3 separate regions of the Homo sapiens genome follow, and regions 1 and 2 are each linked to region 3. Evidence: chromatin loops called from intact Hi-C (ENCODE). Cell type or tissue: mammary epithelial cell. All regions are shown on one strand. Region 1 overlaps EML5 (EMAP like 5). Region 2 holds the start of TTC8 (tetratricopeptide repeat domain 8). Region 3 overlaps EML5 (EMAP like 5).

Region 1 (8,000 bases), 110 kb after region 3:
GTATTTAATCTCTAAATTTATCATAACTATAAGGAAATAACATGTTAAACAAACATAAAGTGAGCTATCATCTTCCTCATAAATCTCCATTCTTACATGCAAATATATCAATGTTCCTTTACATTTATCTCACACATCTCAAATGAGCACTGTACACTAGTAGAGAACTCTATTAAACACTTAGCTGGTAAATGTGCATCCTTTTCTCAACCTCCAAACTCTCACATGAGCACAGTTCCCCCCTATCAACCTCTGCCTTGCAGCAGATAAGCCTGTCTTGTACTTAATGATTAACATAGATCGAATTAAAGAAGATACTTCATTCCCATGAAATTCACTAATCTAACTGTACTGGCAGACTCTGACTTCTCTTTATGTCTATACTCCTTGAACTCTCCGCTTGTGTTCTAGGTCCCATTCTCCTTAGTTTCAAGTACTTTACTCCTAGAACTATGCTTTCTGGAATTATTGCTTCCTCACTACTGAGTCATTCCTATTACCATTCAAATATACCCATTAAAAAACAATTCCCTTGACCAATTACCCATCATCCCATTTCTCTGCTCCTCATTCAAAGCAAAACTTCTCAAAAGAGGTGTCTCATCTTTTTCACTCCCTTTATTGTGTTAACATACTTCAAAGTAGGCATTCATCTCTTCTCCTTCACTGAAACAGTTTTTTCCAGGTCATGTATGACATTGCCAAACCTAATGATAAACTGTATGTCCTTATTCCCCTCCATTTTTCAGTAGTGTTTGACATAACTGACCACCCACGTTTTTGAAAGACTTTCCTCTCTAGGCTTCCTGACTTCACAGTTTATCAGCCCTTCCTTCTCTGTCTCCATTGGTAGGCACTATCTCCTGCACCCCACCTCTGAATATTAAAGTGTATGAGGGCTTTGTCTTGGCTGTTTTCCCTTCCTTTCCCAGGTGATTTCATCCAATCCCACAGCTTTAAATGCATATAGACTGTGATAACTCCCAACCCTGTATCTCTAGGTCAGCACAATGGATACATTCCTCAAATTTAACTCATCCTAAAGAGAATCTGATTTCCTCCTTACCTTTCCAATCTGCTCCTCCTTGCCTTAGTAAATGATATCACCATCCATTCAATTGCTCAGACCAAGAAGCTAAATTTCATCCTCACTACTTATCTTTTCCTCACTCATCTCATGCATTCTATTAGCCTGTCCTACTGGCTCTATCATCACCGTCATTTCTGCTACAATCTTAATCTGAACCAGCATTCATCTTACATCACAACTACTTCGGTAGCCTTCTGTCTACCTACCATTATTCCTCTATTGCTTCCCTTTAGAGCTTTCTCAACATAGCCAGGTGATCTTTAAAAATAACATAAATCTGATCTCATCATTTACCTCGGTAAAAACCCAATAGCTTCCTACCGAATTAGAATGAAACCTGAACCATCTAAGATGGCACTTTCAAGCCTTTGTAAGATATACCTTCGGCCGGACGAGGTAGCTCATGCCTGTAACAGCACTTTGGGAGGCTGAGGCAGGCAGATCACGAGGTCAGGAGTTCAAGACCAGACTGGCCAACGTGGTGAAACCCGTCTCTACTACAGACACAAAAAATTAGCAAGGCGTGGTGGTGCGTGCCTGTAATCCCAGCTACTGGGGAGGCTGAGGCAGAAGAATCGCTTGAACCTGGGAGGCGGAGGTTGCAGTGAGCCGAGATCCTGCCACTGCACTCCAGCCTGGGCGACAGGGCAAGACTCCATCTCAAAAAAAAAAAAGGTATACCCTCACCTACTTCTCAAACCTTAGCTCCTACCATTTTTCCTTTTGTTCACTACACTCCAGCTACACTGGCCTTTCTATCCCTTAAAATGGCCAAGCTCATTATGCTATCAAAGTCTTTGTCTGGAATGACCTCCCAAATCTTTGCCGCATTCATATTATTCATGCTTTGGGGCAAATATAACTTGCTCAGAGAAGCTCTCCCTAACTACTCCTAGTCATCCCAACATATTCTGTCCATTACTCTAATTATTTCATGTTTCCCTTCATGCTTACTCCTTCGGAGGTATCTGCATGCCAGTGTTACAAGGTAGGCACTATGTTTTACTTGATCTTTTAACAATCCAGTTTACCTTTAAATTCAGCCAAACCCACTGCAGCTACTCCACGAGTCTGCTGAAATCATCACCTGAGGCACTGGGTCATAGTACACCTCACTTGATATCATACAGGATGCACATAATTATGACCTTCCAGGTTCCCTGTGAGTGAGCATTTTTCTGGACTGATAATGCAGGATATCTGTCTTTCGGTGTTTTCAGCTCATGATGACACTGAACAGATCCACCAATAGAAAACAAAAACTTTGCTTGGTAATAAATCTCCAAACAGGGAATATCCAGCGTGGGAGGGCCTTAGGCAAGAAGCCCAAAGTATTTAAGGAGGTCCCAGTACTTACCCACATTGTCATATAACGCATAATAGTAAATGAGTGGATTTGGCTAGGTCCTGAGGTTTTTTTCAGGTTGACTCCTAGGCCAGCACCTGAACATGGATTACTATTAAATCCAGAGCAGTGGTTTTCAACCCTGCCTGCATATTACAATCATTTGGGAAGCTTAAAAATTAAAAACAGAAACAAACAACAAACGATACCTGGACCCCAACCTAAACAAATTAAATCACAATTTCTTTGGGTAAGGCTTGGCCATTGGTGGTTTTATTTTGTTTGTTTTCTTTTAACTTTCTATTAAGCAGCCAGGGTTGAGAATCAGGAATCTGGAGCAGTGTTCTCAAACTTTAGATTATATTAACATCACCTGGAGGTGATAAAAAACTTATTACTGGGGCCGGGCATAGTGGCTCATGCCTGTGATCCTAGCATTTTGGGAGGCCAAGGCAGGCAGATCACCAGAGGTCAGGAGTTCAAGACCAGCCTGGCCAACATGGTAAAACCCCACCTCTACTAAAAATACAAAAATTAGCTTGGTGTGGTGGCAGGTGCCTGTAGTCCCAGCTACTTGAGAGGCTGAGGCAAGATAATCGCTCGAACCCGGAGGCAAAGGTTGCAGAGAGCCGAGTTCATGCCACTGCACTCCAGCCTGGGTGACGAGAGCGAGACTCTGTCTCAAAAAAGCAAAAAACAGAAAACAAAAAACAAAAAACAAAACCACACAACTGATTACTGGGCTCTACACTTAGAGTTTCTAATTTGGTAGATCTGGAATGAGCCCAGATAATTCGTATTTTTTAGTAACTTTCCAGGTGATGCCGTTGCTAGTCTGAAGACCACACTTTTCAGAAGCAACGATCCAGGGCTGCCAGCTATGTGTCATTTTTTTAATAACCAAGTAAAGCAGAAACTGCTGGAACAAATCTGTTTTTAAGAAATGTTATGAATACATAATAGTTATACATTGGAACGAATCTTGAAAGAGGCTAGTTTTGTGTACCAATAATGACATGACTCATTTTCTCATCTTCTTCCTGCTCTTCCTTTTCCCCTGGGCATACACAGTCTTTTGGGGAGTCTTATGATTACAATATAATTATAGCAAAACTTCGCTAAGGTGAAGCAGTCCTCATCTTATTGGACACAGCTGATAATTCCTTTCTCCCTGAAATACTCTCTTCACTTGACTTCCATGATCTTATACTCTTGGTTTTTCTCGTGTTTCTCTGGCCACATTTTTGTCAGTTCTTCATCTCCCCTACATTAAAATGTTGGAGTGCCACAGGAATCCATTTATTAGATCCTTTATCTAAACTCACTCCTTCAGTGGTCTCATCTAGGTTCATGGCTTTAAATACTGTCTATATGCTGATAACATTCAAATCTATACCAGCTCAGATTGCTTCCCTGAATTATAGACATGTATGTTCAACAGCCTAATTTAAAACCCCACTTGGTTGTCTATCAGATAATCTCAAATAGAACACTTCTAAAACAGAGTTGCTTGGTCAAAGTCATGAGGCCCCTGTTTCAGGCCCTAGCTACCAGACGACATTTTTATTCCCTGGGACAGAAGGGAAACTGCTGCCTTGAAGGGAAGGACCTACTCCTGGCAGCATTCACCACCTGCTAACTGAATAGCCCTTGGGCCCTGAATAACCAGTAGCAATACCCGGGTACTATGTCAAGGGCCTTAAGTGAGCCTCTGAGGCTTGCTGGCTTCAGGTAGGATACAGCACATTATCAACTGTGGTGGCCATGGGGCGAAACTCCTTTTGCTTGAGAAAAGCGGAGTGAAAAGTAAATACTTTGTCTTGTACCTTAGGTACCAGCATGGCCATAGGGGTGGGTAGATCACCAAGTGGGATCTTTGGGTCCCCAATTCCAGAACCTGACTCTTAGATGGCATTTCTGGACCTGCCCTGGGGCAGAAGGGAGCCCATTGCCCTGAAAAGTGAGTCCCAGACCAGGCAGCATTCACCACAAGCTGACTTATGAGCCCTTGGGCCTTAAGGGAACATTGGCAGTAGTCTGGTAGTGCTCTCCATGGCCTGTGGTGGCAGGCAGTGGCTGTAGGGAGAGGCTCCTCTGTCTTTAGAGAGAAGAGTGGGAAGGACTGCGCCTTGTGGTTTGAGTGCCAGCACATCCACAGTACAACAGAACACCAGGTAGACTTCTAAGGTTTTTGACTCTAGTCCCTGACTCATGGATGGTACCTCTGGACCCACCCAAGCCTGGGGGAACTCACAGCGCTGAAGGGAAGCACACTGGCCTGGCCGGCTTTACCACCTGAGTGTAGAACCCCAGGGCCTTGAGCAAACATAGGCAGTAACCAGGGACTGATTACAGCAAGCCTTGGGCAAGACAAAGTGCTGTGCTGTCTTCAGGTCTGACCCAGCACCATCATAGTGGTGGTGGCCACAGGGTGATTATGTCATTCACCCCCAGCTTTAGGTGGCTCAGAAGAGAGAGAGAGAGAGAGACTCCATTTGTTTGGGAGAAAGTAAGAGAAATGAGTAAGAGTGTGCCTGCCTGGTAATCCAGAGAATTCTCCGGGATCTTGTCTAAGACCATCAAGGTGGCACCTCTATGAGTCTGCAACAATTACAGCATTACTGGGCTTGGGGTGCCCCCTAAAGCAGATACAGCTTAGATCACAACACCCAAGTTCTTTCAGATATCTTGGAAAGGCTTTCCCTAGGACAGGTACAAACAAGCTCAGATAGTGAAGACAACAATACCTAACTCTTCAATGCCCAGACACCAAAGAATATCTACTAGCATCAACACCATCCAAGAAAACATGACCTAACCAAAGAATTAAATAAGCTACCAGGGACCAATCCTGGAGGAACAGAGAGATGTGGCCTTTCAGAAAGAGACTTCAAAATATAGCTGTGTTGAAGAAACTCAAAGAAATTGAAGATAACACAGAGAAGGAAATCACAATTCTGTCAGATAAATTTAACAGAGACTGAAATAATTTACAAGAACCAAACAGAAATCCTGGAGCTGAAAAAATACAATTGACATACTGAAGAATGCATCCAAGTCCTTTAATAGCAGAATTGATCAAGCAGAAGAAAGAATTAGTGAGTCTGAAGACAGGTTATTTTAATCAGAGAAGACAAAAGAAAAAATAAAAAACAATGAAGTGGGTCGGGCATGGTGGCTCACACCTGTAATCCCAGCACTTTGGGAGGTCGAAGCAGGTGAACTGCTTGAGCCCAGTAGTTCAAGACCAACGTGCGTAACATGGCAAAACCCTGTCTCTACCAAAAAAAAAAAAATTAGCTGGGCATAGTGGCACATGACTGTAGTCCCAGCTACTCAGAAGGCTAAGGTGAGAGGCTCACTTAAGTCTGGGAGTCAGAGGTTGCAGTGAGCTGAGATTATACTGCTGCACTCCAGCATGGGTGACAGAGCAAGACCCCGTCTCAAAAATGAAAAAACAGAAACAACAACCAAAACAATGAAGTACCCCTATAAGATCTAGAAAATAGTCTCAAAAGGGCAAATAAAGGAGTTACTGGCCTTAAAGAGGAGCTAGATAAAGAGACAGGAGTAGAAAGGTTATTCAAAGTGATAACAACAGAAAAAGATATCCCCAAACCTAGAGAAAGATATCAGTATCCAAGTACAAGAAGGATATAGAACACCAAGCAGATTTAACCCAAAAAAGACTACTTCAAGGCATTTAATAGTCGAACTCCCAAAGATCAAGGATAAAGAAAGGGTCCTAAAAGAAGCAAGAGAAAAGAAACAACACACAACGGAGCTCCAATACATCTGGCAGAAGACTTTACAGTGGAAACCTTACAAGCCTGGAGACAGTGGCATAACATATTTAAAGTTCTGAAGTAAAAAAAAATTTACCCTAGAATAGTATATCCAGTGAAATTATCCCTCAACATGAAGGAGAAACAAAGACTTTCCCAAACAAAAGCTGAGGGATTTCAACACCAGACCTGTCCTACAAGAAATGCTAAAGGAAGCACTTCAATCAGAAAGAAAAGGACATTAATGAGCAATAAGTAATCCCAAGTGGGTTTTGAAGGTACAAAACTCACTGGTAATAGTAAGTACACAGAAAAACACAGAATATTATAACACTGCAACTGTGGTATGTAAACTACTCTTATACTAAGTAGAAAGACTAAATGAACCAATAAAAATAATAACTACAACAACTTTTTAAGACATACGCAGTACAATAAGATAGAAATAACAAAAAGTTAAAAAGCAGGAGGATGGGCCGGGCACAGTGGCTCATGCCTGTAATCCCGGCACTTTGGGAGCTGAGGCAGGCAGATTGCTTGAGCCCAGGAGCTCAAGACCAGCCTGGGCAACATGGCAAAATCCATCTCTACAAAAACTACAAAAATTAGCTGGACATGGTGGCACACACCTGTAGTCCCAGCTACTCAGGAGGCTGAGGTAGGAGGGTCACCTGAGCCTGGGAAGTCAAGGCTGCAGTGAGTCAAGACTGTGCCACTCTACTCCTGCCTGGGCAAAAGAGTGACATCCTGTCTCAAAAAATACAGCAAATTTTTAAAAATGAGGGGACCAAGTTAGGGCATAGAGTTTTTGTTTTCTCTTTGTTTATACAAACAGTGTTAAGTTGTTATCAGCTTAAAATAATGGATGATAGTATTTGCAAGTCTCATGGTAACCTCAAACCAAAAGACATAAAATGGATACACAAAAAATAAAAAGCAGAAAACTAAATCATATCACCAGAGAACATCACCTTAACTAAAATAAGACCTGAACGAAAGAAGGAAAAAAAAGACAATGAAACAACAAGAAAACAAATAACAAAACAGCAAGAGAAAGTTCTTACTTATCAATAACAATAAAGATTTGTTTAATATTGTATGGATTCCTGCAAGTTTGGGGCTCTCTTCAGGTACACAAGAGTTAAAAACTTCAATTTTGAGTGTACGACTTTTCTCAGAAGCCACTGTGGTTTGCCCTGTTAAGTATATATTATATTGACAATTCTGTTATTTTCTGTTTCTGGACATAGAACTGTGGAAGGTTAAGAAGTGGTAAGTGGCTGGGTGTGGTGGCTCACGCCAGTAATCCTAGAACTTTGGGAGGCCGAGGCGGGTGGATCACGAGGTCAGGAGATCCAGGCCATCCTGGCAAACATGGTGAAACCCTGTCTCTACTAAAATACAAAAAATTAGCTGGGCAATGTGGCGCACGCCTGTAGTCCCAGCTACTCAGGAGGCTGAGGCAGAGGAATCACTTAAACCAGGGAAGCGGAGGTTGCAGTGAGCCAAGAATGCGCCACTGCACTCCAGCCTGGCGACACAGCAAGACTCCATCTCAAAAACAAAACAAAACAAAACAAAGTGGTAAGTTAAATATTTCAGGGATCAATAATGCAGTTTATCAAAGATATTTGGGTTTTCTCCCTTTTAAGCATATAACAGGATTTCATTTTTGGGCTTCTTTGTGGTTGGTTGGAACAATGTTATTAGTTTTTGGGGTTTCTTTCAAATGAGTTAGGAGCCTATGTGATGAAACTTCCATGCTAAAGCATTTAGATTG
Region 2 (8,000 bases), 160 kb after region 3:
ATTTTTTGGGGCAGGGGGAGATCTATGCAGGGGGAAGCATGTTACAGAAGCGAGAAACAAAGACAGTTATTCAATTAAGACATGCATTACATTATTTCTTACTTTTCAAGGAACAACATGTTTTACGACTTGACATTATCTGTCTAGTGACCTTGCAGCTGCACAGCTAGAGAAACAGAGTCTTCACAATGCCTGGGAAAGGGAGAGATAAGGTCCACTAGCCACAGAAAAACAGGCAGTTAATTTTAAAGGACTCCAGCTCTTTCTCTTCTTCAGGGGGAATTGAGTTTTCTTACATACAACTGAGTTTTTGCTTACACATTCTTTAATTTCTTTTAATTCCTATTTCAGTCTGACTGAAATTAGAGGAGCTACCTGGCTGCATACATTACTGATTCCCCGCCAACGTGTTTCTATGTTCTTTGAAAGACAATGTAATTGTGCCTTACTTGAAGTAAATTGATGTGATCTCCACAGTCATCCCATAAAATATTCACTATCATTATCACTATCATTATAATCTGGCTCAAAGGCCAGATTAAGATGGTCAAATAAATTAGTTTGTTAAACCAATTTAAAACACACAGTCTTAGCTTTGTACAGTGGAAATATGGTAGCCAATGAGGTTTATCCTAGGTTATTGCTAATTGAAAACTTTTTCCAATACCCTGCCATGACAACTTGCAAGATAGTCAGCACTGGCAATTTTTGACAGTCACTATGGAGACTGAATTGTTTTAGAAAAAAGTGGGAAGCAAGGGGAAAGAGATTCAGTAGGTGAACACATTTAGATCATGCAGGTGAAAGGACCACACTACTGTGGGTCACTCAATGTTCACATGTTCTGCCTCTCTCTCTGCCTCATCTGCCTTCTCCAAAGATGGCATGGTTACAAGAACCAGAGTGTAGGTAAGAATGTTCAGAGATGGAAAGTTCATGGTGCCAGTCTATGTTTGCTCTATCAAAAAGACTGAGGTTGCTGAGTGCTGTGGCTCACACCTGTAATTCCAACACTTTGGAAGATTGAAGCACGCAGAGTACTTGAGTCCAGGAGTTCAAGAACAGCCTGGGCAACATGGCGAGACCACGTCTCTACAAAAAATTTAAAAAAAAATTAGCTGGGCATGATGGTGCGTGCTTGTAGTCCCAACTACCCGGGAGGATGAGGTGGGAGGATCACCTGAGACCTGAAGGTTGAGGCTGCAGTGAGCAGGCAATGAGTCATGATTGTGCCACTGCACTCCAGCCTGGACGACAGAGCAAGATCCTGTCCCCAAACAATAAAAATAATAAAAAGATAGAGGTAAGTATGAGCTACACCTATAGCTCAGCAATGACCTGATGAGCAGCAGTATACATTTTAAGCACAAAACAAGTGGGTTAGAATGGATGATACCAATGGGTGGTCAATTTGAGGCAACAAGACTGATCCATGCTTTATGAATATTTAAGGTTTATTTTGCTTTCCATCTCTGTTTACAAGTAACACTCTTGTTTGTTTTGTCCTTTTAACGTATGTCTAAGAAGTAAATATCTATTCTATGTTTAACATGTTTCATGGGTTAATGATTTACTTATTATCTGTACTTAACATATGAACTGATGTAACATATACTTACAGATAAGTTTCATCTATCCCATTTGTTTTTCCTATTCTTTAGGGCAGAATTGAAAATTCTTAAATAATACAGCAAATGCATGTTACATTATGGATAAAAAATCTGAGGCACAGGCCAGTAAGTCCCTTCCACAAAGTCCCCACAACTTTGCCAAGGGCATGAAAAAGTCAGGTTTCAAATACAAAACATCTGGCCCCAGAGCCCAATTTTTTTTTTTTTTTTTTTTTAGTGACAGGGTCTTGCTCTGCTGCCAGGCTGGAGTGCAATGGCATGCTCATGGCTCACTGCAGCCTTGACTTCCTGGGCTCAAGGCTCAAGTGGTCCTCCTTGCCTTTGGCCTCCCAAAGTGCTGAGATTATAGGCCTGAGCCACCATGCCCGGCCTCAGACCCCACTTCTTAATCATCATCCTAAACTGATTCCTAATTTGCCTGAGAAAACACGGCTGCTAAATCTAACCTTAAGTCCAGTGCTCTTCGTGCTAATTACTCTTTGTGTATAAGTACTCTCCGGCCAGGAGATCTGTCTTGTTGATCTCTGCATTCTTACCACCAAGCACAGAGCCCGGGCAAATACTTGTTGACCAAGAAAATATCTCATTTTATGCCTTTTGTTTTTCTTTTGGGTTAAATGTGCAGAATAATTCCAATTTAACATTTAAGAAAATTTAAACTTTGGCATTTAAAGTTAAATTACCTTAGGTATTTGATTTAAGACTGATTAACCTAAAGAAATATCTAGTTGCTACAGAGTAAAAGATAAGGATCTATGAACTGAGATCTAGCATCGATTGTGAAACTAACCCTTTTAAAGGGCTTGTTTCTCTGTGCTTCACTTTCTCTAGGAGGAAAATGGTCCTAGTAACTCTTATCTATTCCCTTCACCAGGAATTGTTACATTGTCTATTCTTCCTATTACTAGCATATCTTTAAAAAAATGGTTTCTGCTTTATCAGTTAGATATTATTAAAAAATGTAAGTCTGTCTATAAATTCATAAAATCAATGAACCATAAACATATTTACATGATATTAAAAATAACATATTTTTATATCCTTTTAAAGACACATTTTATGCTACATTTGGACATGTTTAACATCCTGTAATTTACTAAATATCCTACAATTTTCCTCATTCATTTGACTTTTGTGAGAGGAAAAAAACAGCCTTCTGAAAGAAGTTAACACACATTATATGCTACTAAAATATTTTAATGCCTCATTTGTTCCACATTTATTTATATGTTTATTGGCATGTTTATTTCCCCACTTATGTAAATAGTGTTTCTCTGTAGGAAGTTGGCAATAATCTCAATAGATACATGACTAGAACTCAATGTAGTGGGTGATTAATCCTGGCTACCCATCAGAATCACCTGAGACACTTAAAAAAACAAAACCGATGCCCCAGTCCTACCTCAAACAATTTAAGTCAATATTTCTAGGGCTGGAATTGGGACATCTCTATTTTTAAGAACTTCTCAGATATTCTACAAAATACTTGACCAGCACTTTTCAACACTGTCAAGGTCATCATAAACAAGGAATGTCTAAAAAACTGCCACAGTGTCAGAGGAGGTGAAGGAGACATGATAACCGAATGTTATGTGGTACCCTAAGTGAGATCCTGGAATAGAGAAATAACATTAAGGGAAAACTACTGAAATCCAAATAAACTGTGGAGTTTATTTAATAGTAATGTACCATTGTTGATTCCTTAGTTGTAACAAATGTATCATCTTACACTAAAACAAATGTCAACATCTCACACAATAGAGAAACTGGGTATATGGGAACTGTCTACTATTTTTGTGACTTTTCTGTAAATCGAAAACTATTCTTTAAAAAAGTTTATTTAGAACATCTGACTATATGCTAGAGAGTAAAAGATAAGGATCTATGAACTGAGATCTAGCATCATTTGTGAAACTGACCCTTTTAAAGGGTTTCTCTGTGCTTCACTTTCTCTAGTAGGGTTGAAAATCACTTACATAGTAATCTGCTTACAGTGTACCAGAAAACAAAAAGACGCTGTGAAATATTGAGCCCAATTGTCAATTGTCGGCATGTGCGTTCTTAAAAATTTGACACTCAGAAACCATGGGCTGCTTCATTAGGACCTTTAGGGAGATTACATTTCTACCGGCAGTTCCAGGAGAACACAAATAGACTAATGACAATACACTTAACTGTAACAATGACAATCCTGATAATTACTGACTTCCAAAATACAACAATTCAAGAAAGACTGCTTAGTAGAGAATAAAAGGTAACAATAAATTTCTTAGTTTAGAAGCATAAGTTTCATTTTAATACCTATGAAAAATATAAATATGTGGATTAAATAGAATGTCTAATGTTTTCTCAGACCCCAGTGGTTTGAGAAAAGCCTACCTGGATTTAGCCGGTCACACCTCTCTTTTCATAACCATTGCAATTTTAAGCATATTTGTCATCTGTGCAAATTTCTAGAGAAAAGTCAGAATTGTGTTTGAAGAAATCACTCTGCACAAGTAAACCCTTGCCAAACAGCAAGTGCCAGGAGACGATGTTTCACAAAGCTTTTAAAAATTATTATTATTATTATTATTATTATTATTTTGCACACATTATCTAGTTTGGTAAAACTGTCACCAATTTACAATCCGGAATCACCATGTGAGTCGAATTAACAAATGTATTAGCAACTTGTAGTCAACCAGATTGCAGTTCCAGCTCCCTAACTCAATGCAATTTTAATAATTTCTCTTCTCTGAGTCTATCTCAGTTTCTCATCTGTAAAATGAGTAAAAGCAAACCACTTGCAGTTCAGATGTTGAGATTCGGTGGGAAGGACCTCGAGAAACAGCGGACAATTTCAGGATTTAGGACTTTAGGTCTTGATGGGTGGATGGTACTGTGGAAGCTGTTTACTTGTTTGTATTTCTAGAATCGGAAGGTAAAGCGAAAGGGATGGAAACGAGCGAATGGAAGAAGTAGGACAGACACCAGACAGAGATCAACTCCAGGGACTCTTCCGGACCTGCAGGGCAGGCAGAGCATTCGGTTGCTAGGCAGCTGCGCCTCCTGGGAGGGTGGGGGACCCCAGGGGCAGGTGTCTAACTCACTACCTTTTTGTTTAGCCGCGGTGCCTTCTTTTCAAAATCAATGAAACCTGTAGCCTTTAAAAGTAGACATCTTTTTCCAACCAAGTTTAGGCAAGCCCTGTAGCCGAGTTCTGCTTGCGGTTGTTTTTCTTTTTCCTGTTCTCAGGCGCGCTGCGGGCACCTCTCGGACAAGGCCCCAGCCGTCGCGGGTTGCCGGGCAGAGTCGGACGCCGCCAGCTCTTCACTCCACGCCCACCTCTCTCCTGGAGCGCTGGGCCTTCGCTGGCCGCACCGGCAGCCATGAGCTCGGAGATGGAGCCGCTGCTCCTGGCCTGGAGCTATTTTAGGCGCAGGAAGTTCCAGCTCTGCGCCGATCTATGCACGCAGATGCTGGAGAAGTCCCCTTATGACCAGGTACCGGCCAGCTCCCGTCAGCCTGTGCATCCTGACGCTGAGGCTGCGGGGTCTGGGGCATATCCCAGCCCCGGGTTGGGAGGCCGGGGAGGAAGGCCCGAGGCGGGGCTGACCGTTCGGCCCTCGGAGGCGCCCGGAGCGAGACCTTGTGGAGCTGTGACTAGCGGGTCCGCTGTCCGCCACGTCCACGGGGATAGCAAGTTCTGTGCCATGACCGCCCCCTCCTCACAATTTTCAGCCTCCCCTCCCCTATACGTGTCCCAGAATGAGAGCCCTGAACTTTACTTGACGAGGAACTTTGATAATTCGTTTATACTTGCATATTGATGGGCTTTAAGCTCTCAGCGTGTGCGTTGTTAATTTCTAAAAAATATGCATAAACAAAGATCTGTGACTCTCCACCTCCTGTTAACATAGCTGCCTTCTTCCTTTTGGATCGAACATGTGATCCTCCCACCTCATCTTTAGACTGTTGTCCAAGAGTGAAGGAGGCCATGAGTTTAGCTTGAGGCAAATATGCAAATTAGAAGAATGAGAATCTAGGAGGGAGAAAGATACATTCATTATTTAAAAAATTACCTAGGCAAGGGAAGCTCTAATTGTAGGAGGGAGAAATGGGAAAGAAAGGCTCCTTACAAGAAGGAATGATGGCATTGATGAAAAGAGAACTTAAACTAGAGTAATGTGTATAGCGAGTGGAAAAGGTAGTATACAATGTACGTGAGCGGTACAATTCTGGTGGGCAGGTGGCTCCTGGAATAGGCAAAAAAGGAGAAAATGGGAGAACAGAAGTAGCGCTGCGGCAGTTTGTCAGTGCTTTTAGTAAGTGCGGAATATACCTACGTAGTTCTAGTTCCCTAGCTTTTCCTCTAGTGGTGTTGCCTTGGAGATGTTAGAAAAAATGGAAAATTGAAGGGAGTTACAAAAGCGGAGGCCTGAGTGTGAATGCTGTTACTAGGCTCTGCCTTAGCTCCCAGCAAATGGATGATGGATGATAACCTGCTGAGATGAACATTTTGTCTTTCAGATAGTACATCTCTCTTAGAACAGCCTACGTTAGTGGTAATACAAAGCTAGGTTCTGTTGTTAGTTCACATTAATTAATAGGACTATATTTCTGTAGACAAGCATTTTTCCAAGGTTTTTTTAAATTTTTTTTATTTTTTTTTATTTTTTTTTGAGACGGAGTCTCGCTCTGTCGCCCAGGCTGGAGTGCAGTGGCACGGCGCGATCTCGGCTGTCTGCAACCTCCGCCTCCCAGGTTCAAGCGATTCTCCTGCCTCAGACTACCGAGTAGCTGGGACTACAGTTACGTGCCACCAAGCCTGGCTAATTTTTTTGTATTTTTAGTAGAGACGGGATTTCACCGTGTTAGCCAGGGTGGTCTCGAACTCCTGACCTCGTGATCCGTCTGCCTCGGCCTCCCAAAGTGTTGGGATTACAGGCATGAGCCACCGCGCCCAGCCCCCAAATGTGTTTTTGGCATAGTAATCTTATAGATATTGCTTAAAAAAATACACAATCAAATATGTTTGGGACTTGTGACAAAATATTGACCCTTTACGTTGGTACAACAGAAGCTTGTTAAGAACCTTTGATGTGGCCGGGCACGGTGGCTTATGCCTGTAAACCCAGCGCTTTGGGAGGCCGAGGCGGGCGGATCACGAGGTCAGGAGATTGAGACCATCCTGGCTAACACGGTGAAACCCCCTCTCTACTAAAAATAGAAAAAATTAGCCGGGCGTGTTGGCGGGCGCCTGTAGTCCCAGTTACTCGGGAGGCCGAGGTAGGAGAATGGCGTGAACCCGGAAGGCGGAGCTTGCAGTGAGCGGAGATCGCACCACTGCACTCCACACTCCACAGCCTGGGCGACAGAGAGACTCTGTCTCAAAAAAAGAACCTTTGATGTGCCAGACATTGTTCTAGGCACAATGGTTTGCAGGAACTTTATGTGCCATTTTAATTTTTCCATTGAGTTACGGTAGTTTTCATTCTGTGTTCCACGAAACAGTAGTCCCAAGAGCTGTTCAGTGAGAACAAGTTCCCTCATTAAGTACATTTGGGAAATGTATGTTCCTTCTTGGAGATTCAGGATGCACCCTAAAGGCTCTGAGTAGTTTTGAAGAAAAGGAAACTAATTTTGCCTATTTTTGATTAATCCAAATAATTAAATAGTTCTGAAACTTATTTGACCACCGGATTCCTTTTTTTTTTTGACCCAGGGAAAGGGTCAGATATCTTCACTGTTATCCTGGGAAGATGTTGGTACATCGGGAAATGTAGGCAAAGCAGCAATATTTTTATTAATAGTTAAGACCCTCTAATCTTGAGTTCATAGTGACATTCAGTATTGCACCTATAAATTGAGATATCAGGACTTGATATATATTCATCTCAATGACCTTTCATTGAGTGCTTACTACAGATTGTGTATCCCTTATCCGAAAAGCTTGTGACCAGACCTGAATAGAAGTTTCAAAAAAAGTTATTGTTTTATTTTTATGAGCAAGGGTTGATATGTTCAGCTCCAATATATATAGAGTAGGTCTAAGAGAATCAGTACCAGATCTGGAGGAAATTTGATATTCTTTTCCTTTCTAATAATTTTTATTTGTTTTATTTGTTTGTTTTGTTTTGTTGAGGTAGTTTATTATGGTTGAACTGTATGTATTGCCAGAATAATGAGTAGCATTTTACCAGGAATAGACGTTTAACTTGATGTCATCTTACCAGAGTTAGGTTTTGTTACTAGGTAGGGCTATTGAAAAGTTTACAGGGCTTACTCATGTTAGTCATTCTTTGACCTAACTTTGAACACTGTGCTGTTATTACTCTATGTTTTTCGTAACACCAGTTTCTGTATTTTGCACCCAGTTGTTATTTC
Region 3 (8,000 bases):
AAGCAGTCCTCCAGCCTTGGCCTCCCAAAGTACTGAGATTACAGGCATGAGCCACCATACCTGGCCAACATTTCTATATTCTATTTATGTCAAATTTATATGACAAAGATCAAGACATCTTCACAACAATTTTTTTGCACAATATTTAAATCACTTTACAAATTAAACAACTAATCACTTACTGTACTATTATTTGAACGATATTAGGTGAAGTATTGAAAAGTGTAGGTTGGGTGCAGTGGCTCATGCCTATAATCACAGCACTTTGGGATGCCAAGGTGGGAGGACTGCTTGAGTCCAGGAGTTCGGGACCAGCCTGGGCAATATAGTGAGAACCTGTCTGTACAAAACATTTAAAAATTAGCCAGGCATGGTGGTGCATGCCTGTAGTCCCAGCACTCAGGAGGCTGAGTTGGGAGGATGACTTAAGCCCAGGAGGTTAAGGTTGTAGTGAACTGTGATTGTACCACAGCATTCCAGCCTGGGTGACAGAGTGAGACCTGTCTCAAAAAAAAAAAAAAAGAAAAGAAAAAGGAAAAAGAAAAGTCTCAACTCTATAGTATTCATCTTCAGATGTAAAATAGTAAAAAATAATTTTGAGAATAATGGTTGTTTTTCCCAATTCTTTTTAACTCATCTGTTGAATCACTTTTCCGTTTCTCTAATATAGCTATACTAAATCAAATGAAACTTTTATCAAGTATTAAGTTATTTAAAGTCTTACCTCTAATATCCCAATCAATATGGGTTATGTAACTGGTAGCTCCTTTGCATATTCCTACTCGTTTACTACTCATTACATTGTATATATCTATAAAGCTGTCATGGGATGCTACAGCAAGATATTTCCCAGAACCTATAATAGAAACATATTTGCTTGACATTTTCTATCTTTGGAAATACTTTTTTACACTCTGCAACTAGAGTTAATTTTCCTTTTCTTTATGGAGAAATCTTAGCTGTTTCATAAATTATAATAAAACAGATGTGTTAAATAACAAATGATAACATTTTTCAAGTATATTATACTTAACAAAATAATTTTTTAGTGTAACAAATTAGTTCAGTGGGAAGCAAATGTCAAAAGCTATGTATGATGTAGTTTTGATACTTTGTATTTAACAAAACTCCCTCTAAATTTAGAAAAAAATGGAACTAAACCAACATAAGTAAATTTTGCCTTAACATTAGTAATTGCTACATTACAGTAGGTTTGTAGTAGATAATGAATACATGGAAATTAATGGAGTAAAATGAGTGCAATTTCAAAAGCATTAAGAATATAACGAAAACAGTTATCCAACCCCTTTTATATCACAAATGAGGAAACAAAAGCTCAGAGAAGCATCCTGGCTCAAGTCACACAGAAAATTTAGTAACAGAATTGGCGCTAAGACAGATATTTGCACCAATCTAACAACAGGGCTTTTACCTCTTGCTACACTGCCTCTTCTAGTAAAAAAGTTAAGTTCTGAGATAACATAACAGTTAATAAAAATTATACATTGATACATTTATACACTGCCAGACCCAAGTTAATACTCAAATACAATTTCAATGGATCTTACCAGGTGAAAATCGAATATCTGAAATCATATCTTTTCTGTGATGAAAAGACACAAGATCCTCTAGAGTATCCGCATTTGCCATTAAGAAGCTTCCATCGTTGAGACCTACGGCTAAAGCTTTACCATCAGGAGAAAAACAGCAACACCTCCCACCTGAAAGAGAAAGAGCATATTAGGCAATTTTCCCTTTTTTCTAATTTAAAGTATGGGCCAGGTGTGGTGGCTCATGCCTATAATCCAAGCACTCTGGGGAGCTGAGGCAGGAGGACTGCCCGCGGCCAGGAGGTTAAGACCAGCCCGGGCAACATAGCAAGACCCCATCTCTGCCAGTAGGCAGAGTAGGGGAAGGGGCAAGGGGCAAAGGAGAAGGGGCGAGGGGGAAGAGAGAAGAGGGAAGGGAAGACAGGTAAGTAAGTAAATAAATAGACAGGCATGGTGGCACACACCTGTAGTCCCATTTACTTAGGAAGCTGAGGCGGGAGGACTGTTTGAGCCCAGGAGGTTGAGGGTGCAGTGAGCTATGATTGCACCACTGCACTCCAGCCTGGGTTACAGAGTGAGACCTTGCCTCAAAAAAAAAAAAAATATTTGCTAAAAAGGTTGCCTCTTTATTATGGCTTCAAATCAATATTAAAAAGGAGTCGAGATACAGATTAAGTTTTCTATAGAAGTCAATGGTATGGAATTCTAAGCAGGAATGAAACTCACTTCTGAATACAACAAAAGCAAGTATGGATATTTACCTTAAAAGAAATTAAGTTGATGAAAAAGAATGAGAGATTTTAATTAACATAAAAAGCCAATGATATATGTGGAAGTTTTGCAGAGTAGGTTTTACCTTTGTAGCTTCTTTCCAAAAAAACAGAAATTTAAGAAATAAGTCATCTTTATAAAAGTAATTTTTTTTGAGATGGAATTTCTCTCTTGTTGCCCAGGGTGGAGTGCAATGGCATGATCTCAGCTCACTGCAACCTCCGCCTCCTGGGTTCAAGTGATTCTCCTGCCTCAGGCTCCCAAGTAGCTGGGATTACAGGCATGTGCCACCAGGCCTGGCTACTTTTGTATTTTTAGTAGAGATGGGGTTTCACCATGTTGGTCAGGCTGGTCCTGAACTCCTGACCTCAGGTGAACCACCTGCCTCAGACTCTCAAAGTGCTGGGATTACAGGCATGAGCCACAGCACCTGGCCTATGAAACTAAAATATTTTTAAAAATCTAATAGGCCATTATTAAAGGTAGGAAGATACATCTGTATATATACGTTTCAGAACCATATATGAAATGATATTTTTATTATTAATGATAAATTAATATCGTTCATTAATGTCATTAATGATGTTAACATTCGTAAAAATAAGGGTTAGTGCTGCATTGATAAACACAAAAAAGGGCTTACCCTAACAGCAAGGGTTGCAGCAAACATATTCAAAAGCCCTAAGGATTTTGGTATCTTGTATGAAATCTGATGAGGAAAGGACAGGGTATATACAGAATGAAAAGTTATAGCATAAGTTGAGAACAAGTAGTCATTTAATTATCAAGCATACATTGGAAATGAAGAAATCTAAGATGTGATTTCTCAGATTTGAGAGTCAAGAGATGATGATGACCTGGAGCTGGGTGGCAGCAGTGGAGGTGATAAGAGGAAGGATTTGGATATATTTCAAAGATAGAGCTGGCAGAACTTTGACCAACTGGATGTGGGGTGAAAGGCGTCAAGGGCATGGTTTTGCTTGAGTGGTGATGCCATTTACTGAGATGGGATAAACTAGAGGAGGAACCACCAGTGCTTAGTTCTGTACAAATTAAGTTAAAGATGCCTATGAGAAGTTCAAGTGAAGACATGAAGGAGACAATTTAATATATGAATCCTTTTCAGGAGCTGCATATAATGTTTGTTATATGTATATCTTTATTTGTGTATATTAACTATTTGACTTTTCTCTCCTTTTTCTCCTTCATATTTTATACAAGTTTGTTGGAGGTTAACTTTACAATTTTGTGTTAAAAGAATATTCCTTGTGTTAAAAGAATATAAGACCGTGACTAAATTTGAGAATAGCGTAGGTCTTCTCTCTTTAGGGGTGAGAACTACTTCACTTGTACCAAGGGTAGCTGCATCTCTTTGGGTAGAAACATAAGGTTAGTTCTGTGATTGTACTGAAGTTCAAATGTGTGTATAAAGGTTCATGTGGATCCTGACTAGCCAGAGGGGAAGACTGTGCTGGTTATTAATTTATTGCCTCTCAGTTCCAAATCTGCCACTTTGGGCCTCACAGACTTTTTTGCTAGCTTGCCAGTAGAGGGAGCTGGAGAGACACTACAAGGCCAAAACAGAAGTGACTCCCTTCCTCCAGTGTGCTGTTTTACTAACAGAGCCCGGGCACTGGCATGAAGGGGGCCTGATGGCATTCACCAGAGTGGCAGCCCCAACTGCCTCTTTCAGCAAGTTTCTCCACCATCACTGTAATGGCTCTAACAATTTAGCTGCAATTTGCGGACTTCAGGAAGATTCTCTGGCAGGAGTCCTCACAGTTCAATGATTTTGCCCTAGGTTAAGCTCTTCAAGCAGTGGTTCTGACCATTCAGCTCTGGCCTGCTGCCTCTGGCAAGCTTCTCCTTCACCAAGTGACTACTCTCACTGTTCCACTGAGGGCTGCACCCTCTGGCAAGCTTTTTCGCCACAAGCTCACTGAATGTTCTGGTGGCAGCCACACCATTTCCAAACAGGTCTGAATCACCTTTAACTTGTTCACTCTCCCTTAGTACTAGGGTTGCTGCTTTCTATGGTGGCTACCTCTAAGGCTTTTTCAGTAGGTAATCACTTTTTGCTAGTTAGCAATTCTTTTTATTAAATTCCCACTGTTCAAATAAGCCTTGTAGTCTCATCTTCTGACTGGACAGTGACCGACTGAATCTAAAGTGTGAGTGTACATATGAAAAGAAAAGTCCGGGGAGAAGCGCTGGAGCAGTCCTAAATGCAGAGTGCAGGAAGAAGAGATAGCACTAGCAAAGGAAACAGAAAAAGGGAGTCAGTGAAGTAGAGAGAAGAAACAGACACGCACGGGTTCCAGAGACAAGTGAATAAAGTATTTCAGAAAAAAAAAAGGGAATGATAAATTGTGTCACAAACTGCTGTGAGGTGAATACACTGAGAACCAGGAAGTGATCAACAGATTGGCAGCAGGTTAAATGGACAAGTAGGGAAAAAAGCCTAATTGGAGTGGGTTATGGAGCTACTGTCATGTGAACACACAGAGAAGGGCGCCTCAACTATTTTGAGGAGTTCTGCTACAAAAGAGGGAAGAGAAACAGAATAGTAGTGAGGTCAATTATCACAGTTCCCTGTTTTACTCAATGCTTATTCTGCTGGTTGGGTGCAGGCATAAAGCAGGTAGAAAGTTGAGTTTAAGGGAAGATTAATATAGTAAGTATCCTTTAAAATTCATAGCTGAGATCATTGAAAAATTAGAAACATTTTCTAGTTATCAAAATTAAAAGGGGAGCAGAAACCCAGAGCAAAAAAGCCACATTTGGAAGGGGAGGGGCCAAGAAAGCCAACTAGAAACAGCTGTGGTCAGAGGCTCCCACCAAGAAGACCGAAAACGGCAAGTGAATCCTGCACCAGCAACTGAGGTATCCAGGTTCTCTCATTGGGACTGACAAGGTGGTTGGCATGACCCATGGAGAGTGAGGAAAAGCAGGGTGGAGTGACAGCCCACCTGGGAGCTGCACAGGACAAGGGGAGCTCCTACTCCCAGCCAAGAGAGGCAGTGAGTGATTGTGCTATCCTGCCCGGGAAACCACACTTTTTCCATGGATCTGTGCAACTGGTGGATCAGGAGATCCCCTCCGTGAGCCCATGCCACCAGTTCCTTGAGTCCCAAGCATAGAGCTGCACAGATTCTCAGTGGCCACTTAGCTACAGACTGCCGAAGACTACCAAGTTCCTGGGGGAAGGGACGGCTGTCATCACTTTGGCTGTCTGCTGCCTCAGATGACTGAGCTCCCTGGGCGAGGGGCAGCAGACATCACTGCAGCTCCAGTCTGCCATTTCTCCTCTGATGGTGCCTGGGAAAATAGACAGTTTAGACCCAGGAGGAATTCACCACAGTGCAGCACAGAGGCTGTGGCAGATGGTGGCCAGACTGCCTCTTTAGGTCGGACCCTGACCATAACCCCTCACTGTGCGGGGCCTCCCTGCAGGAATTTCAGCAACTCCAGCCAGAGGTTTGTGGACAGAACTCTGATCTCCCAGGGACTGAGCTCCTAGAGGGGAGGGGCATCCGTGGTCTCCATGGATCAGCAGACTTAGTCTTTCCCTCTACCAGCTCTGAGGAATCTGGGCAGTCAGGACAAGTGGGATTTCCCCCAGTGTAATGCACCCCCTCTGCCAAGGGGTAGTCAGAGTGCTTCATTAAGTGGGTCCTGGATCCTGTACCTCCTGACTGGGTGAGACCACCCCAACAGGGGTTGCTAGACACCTTATACAGGGGCGTTTCCACTGGTATCAGTTCAGTGACCCTCTGGGACAGAGATCCCAGGGAAAGGAGCAGGCAGCTACCTTTACTGTTTTGCAGCCTCCACTGGTGATACCTCGAGGTGTGGGAGGGACCCAGGCAAAGAAGGTCTGGAGTGGACCTCCAGCAAACCTCAGCTGGAAGAGGAAGAGGGGTCTGACTGTTAAAAGAAAAACAGGCCAGGCATAGTGGCTCATGCCTGTAATCCCAGCACTTTTGGGAGGCCGAGGCAGGTGGATCATGTGGTCAGGGGTTCAAGACCAGCCTGACCAAGATGGTGAAACCCCATCTCTACTAAAAAAAAAACAAAAAAAATTAGCTGGGTGTGGTAGCAGGTGCCTGTAATCCCAGCTACTTGGGAGGCTGAGGCAGAGAATTGCTTGAACCCAGGAAGTGGAGGTTGCAGTGGGCCAAGATCATGCCACTGCACTCCAGCCTGGGTGATAGAGCAGGACTCCATCTCAAAAAAAAAAAAAAAAAGGAGAAAAAAGAAAAACAAACACCAACAACAAAAGCATCAACAAAAAAAGTCCCTGCAAAAACCCCATCCAAAGTTCAGCAGCCTCAAAGACTGAAGCTAGATAAACTCACAAAGATGAGACAGAATCAAAGAAAAAAAATGCTGCAAACTCAAAAAGCCAGAGTGCCTCTTCTCCTCCAAATTAACACAACACCTCTCCAGCAAGGGCACAGAACTGGGCAAAGGCTGAGATGGATGAATTGACAGAAGTAGGCTTCAGAAGGTGGGTAATAATGAATTTTGCTGAGCTAAAGGAACAAGTTCTAACCCAATGCAAAGAAGCTAAGAGCCATGATAAAACATTACAGGAGCTGTTAACCAGAATAACCAGTTTAGAGAAGAACACAAATGACCTGAAGGAGCTGAAAAACACAACCAAGAATGTTACAATGCAACCACAAGTATCAATAACTGAATAGACCAAGCACAGGGAAGAATTTCAGAGCTTGAAGACTATCTTGCTGAAATAAGATACACTACAAGATTAGAGAAAAAAAAAAAGGATGAAAAGGAATGAGCAAAACCTCTGAGAACTATGGGATTATGTAGAAAGACTGAACCTATGACTGACTGGGGTACCTGAACAGAACAAAGTTGTAAAACGTACTTCAGGATATCATCCAGGAGAACTTCCCCAACCTAACAAGACAGGCCAAAATTCAAATTCAGGCAATCCAGAGAACCCCAGTAAGATACTCCATGAGAAGATCAACCCCATGATACATAATCATCAGATTCTCCAAGGTCAAAATGAAGGAAAAAAATGTTAAGGGCAGTCAGAGATAAAGTCAGGTCACCTACAAAGGGGAGCCCATCAGACTAACAGCAGACCTCTCAGCAGAAGCCCTACAAGTCAGGAGACACTAGGGGCCAATATTCAACATTCTTAAAGAATTTCCAACTCAGAATTTCATATCCAGCCAAACTAAGCCTCATAAGTGAAGGAGAAATAAACTCCTTTTTAGACAAGCAAATGCTGAGGGAATTGGTCACCACCAGGCCTGCCTTGCAAGAGCTCCCGAAGGAAGCACTAAATATGGAAAGGAAAAAGTGTTACCAGCCACTGCAAAAACACACTGAAGTACGAAAATCAATGATACTACGAAGCAACTACATTAAGTGTGCAACATAACCAGCTAGCATCACGATGACAGGATCAAATTCACACATAACAATATTAACCTTAAATGTAAATTGGCTAAATGCCCCAAATTAAAAGACAGAGAATGGCATGCTGATAAAGAGTCACAACCCACTGGTGTGCTATATTCAAGAGATCTATCTCATGTGTAAAGACACATACAGGCTCAAAATAAAGGGATGGAGGAAAATTTACCAAGCAAATGGAAAGCAGGAAAAAGCAGGGAGTGCAATCCTAGTTTCTAACAAAAC

Evidence for each region. A loop is a pair of places that touch in the nucleus more often than their neighbours do. Peaks named below come from ENCODE experiments on the same cell type or tissue, not always from the same donor. Only the 100,000 strongest peaks of a DNase experiment are listed, where the experiment ranks them.
Region 1: a loop joins it to region 3, with 3 times the contacts of the local background. A loop is called at or near these places in 2 of 110 quality-filtered maps.
Region 2: a loop joins it to region 3, with 6 times the contacts of the local background. A loop is called at or near these places in 3 of 110 quality-filtered maps.

The regions. Positions count from the first base shown.
Region 1 is chr14:88,771,001-88,779,000 of GRCh38, forward strand. All of the region lies in intron 1 of EML5 (EMAP like 5), which reads right to left. Among named protein-coding and RNA genes, the nearest start is that of EML5, 18 kb to the right of the region's middle. In mammary epithelial cell, a CTCF peak has its summit at 4,490; a DNase peak (open chromatin) is centred at 4,671; H3K27ac peaks cover 993 bases.
Region 2 is chr14:88,819,706-88,827,705 of GRCh38, forward strand. TTC8 (tetratricopeptide repeat domain 8) reads left to right here and starts at 4,946. Exons shown (of 15, transcript NM_144596.4): 1 at 4,946-5,116. The coding sequence starts at 5,003. It also overlaps the pseudogene RNU4-92P. RefSeq lists an enhancer at 4,598-4,957. In mammary epithelial cell, no CTCF peak of the experiment used is centred here; DNase peaks (open chromatin) are centred at 4,676 and 4,966; H3K4me3 peaks cover 1,719 bases; H3K27ac peaks cover 1,880 bases.
Region 3 is chr14:88,663,769-88,671,768 of GRCh38, forward strand. EML5 (EMAP like 5) reads right to left here. Exons shown (of 44, transcript NM_183387.3): 22 at 1,569-1,721; 23 at 725-856. Among named protein-coding and RNA genes, the nearest start is that of ZC3H14, 100 kb to the left of the region's middle. RefSeq lists an enhancer at 4,627-4,806. In mammary epithelial cell, a CTCF peak has its summit at 3,876 (motif pointing right); DNase peaks (open chromatin) are centred at 3,903 and 4,213.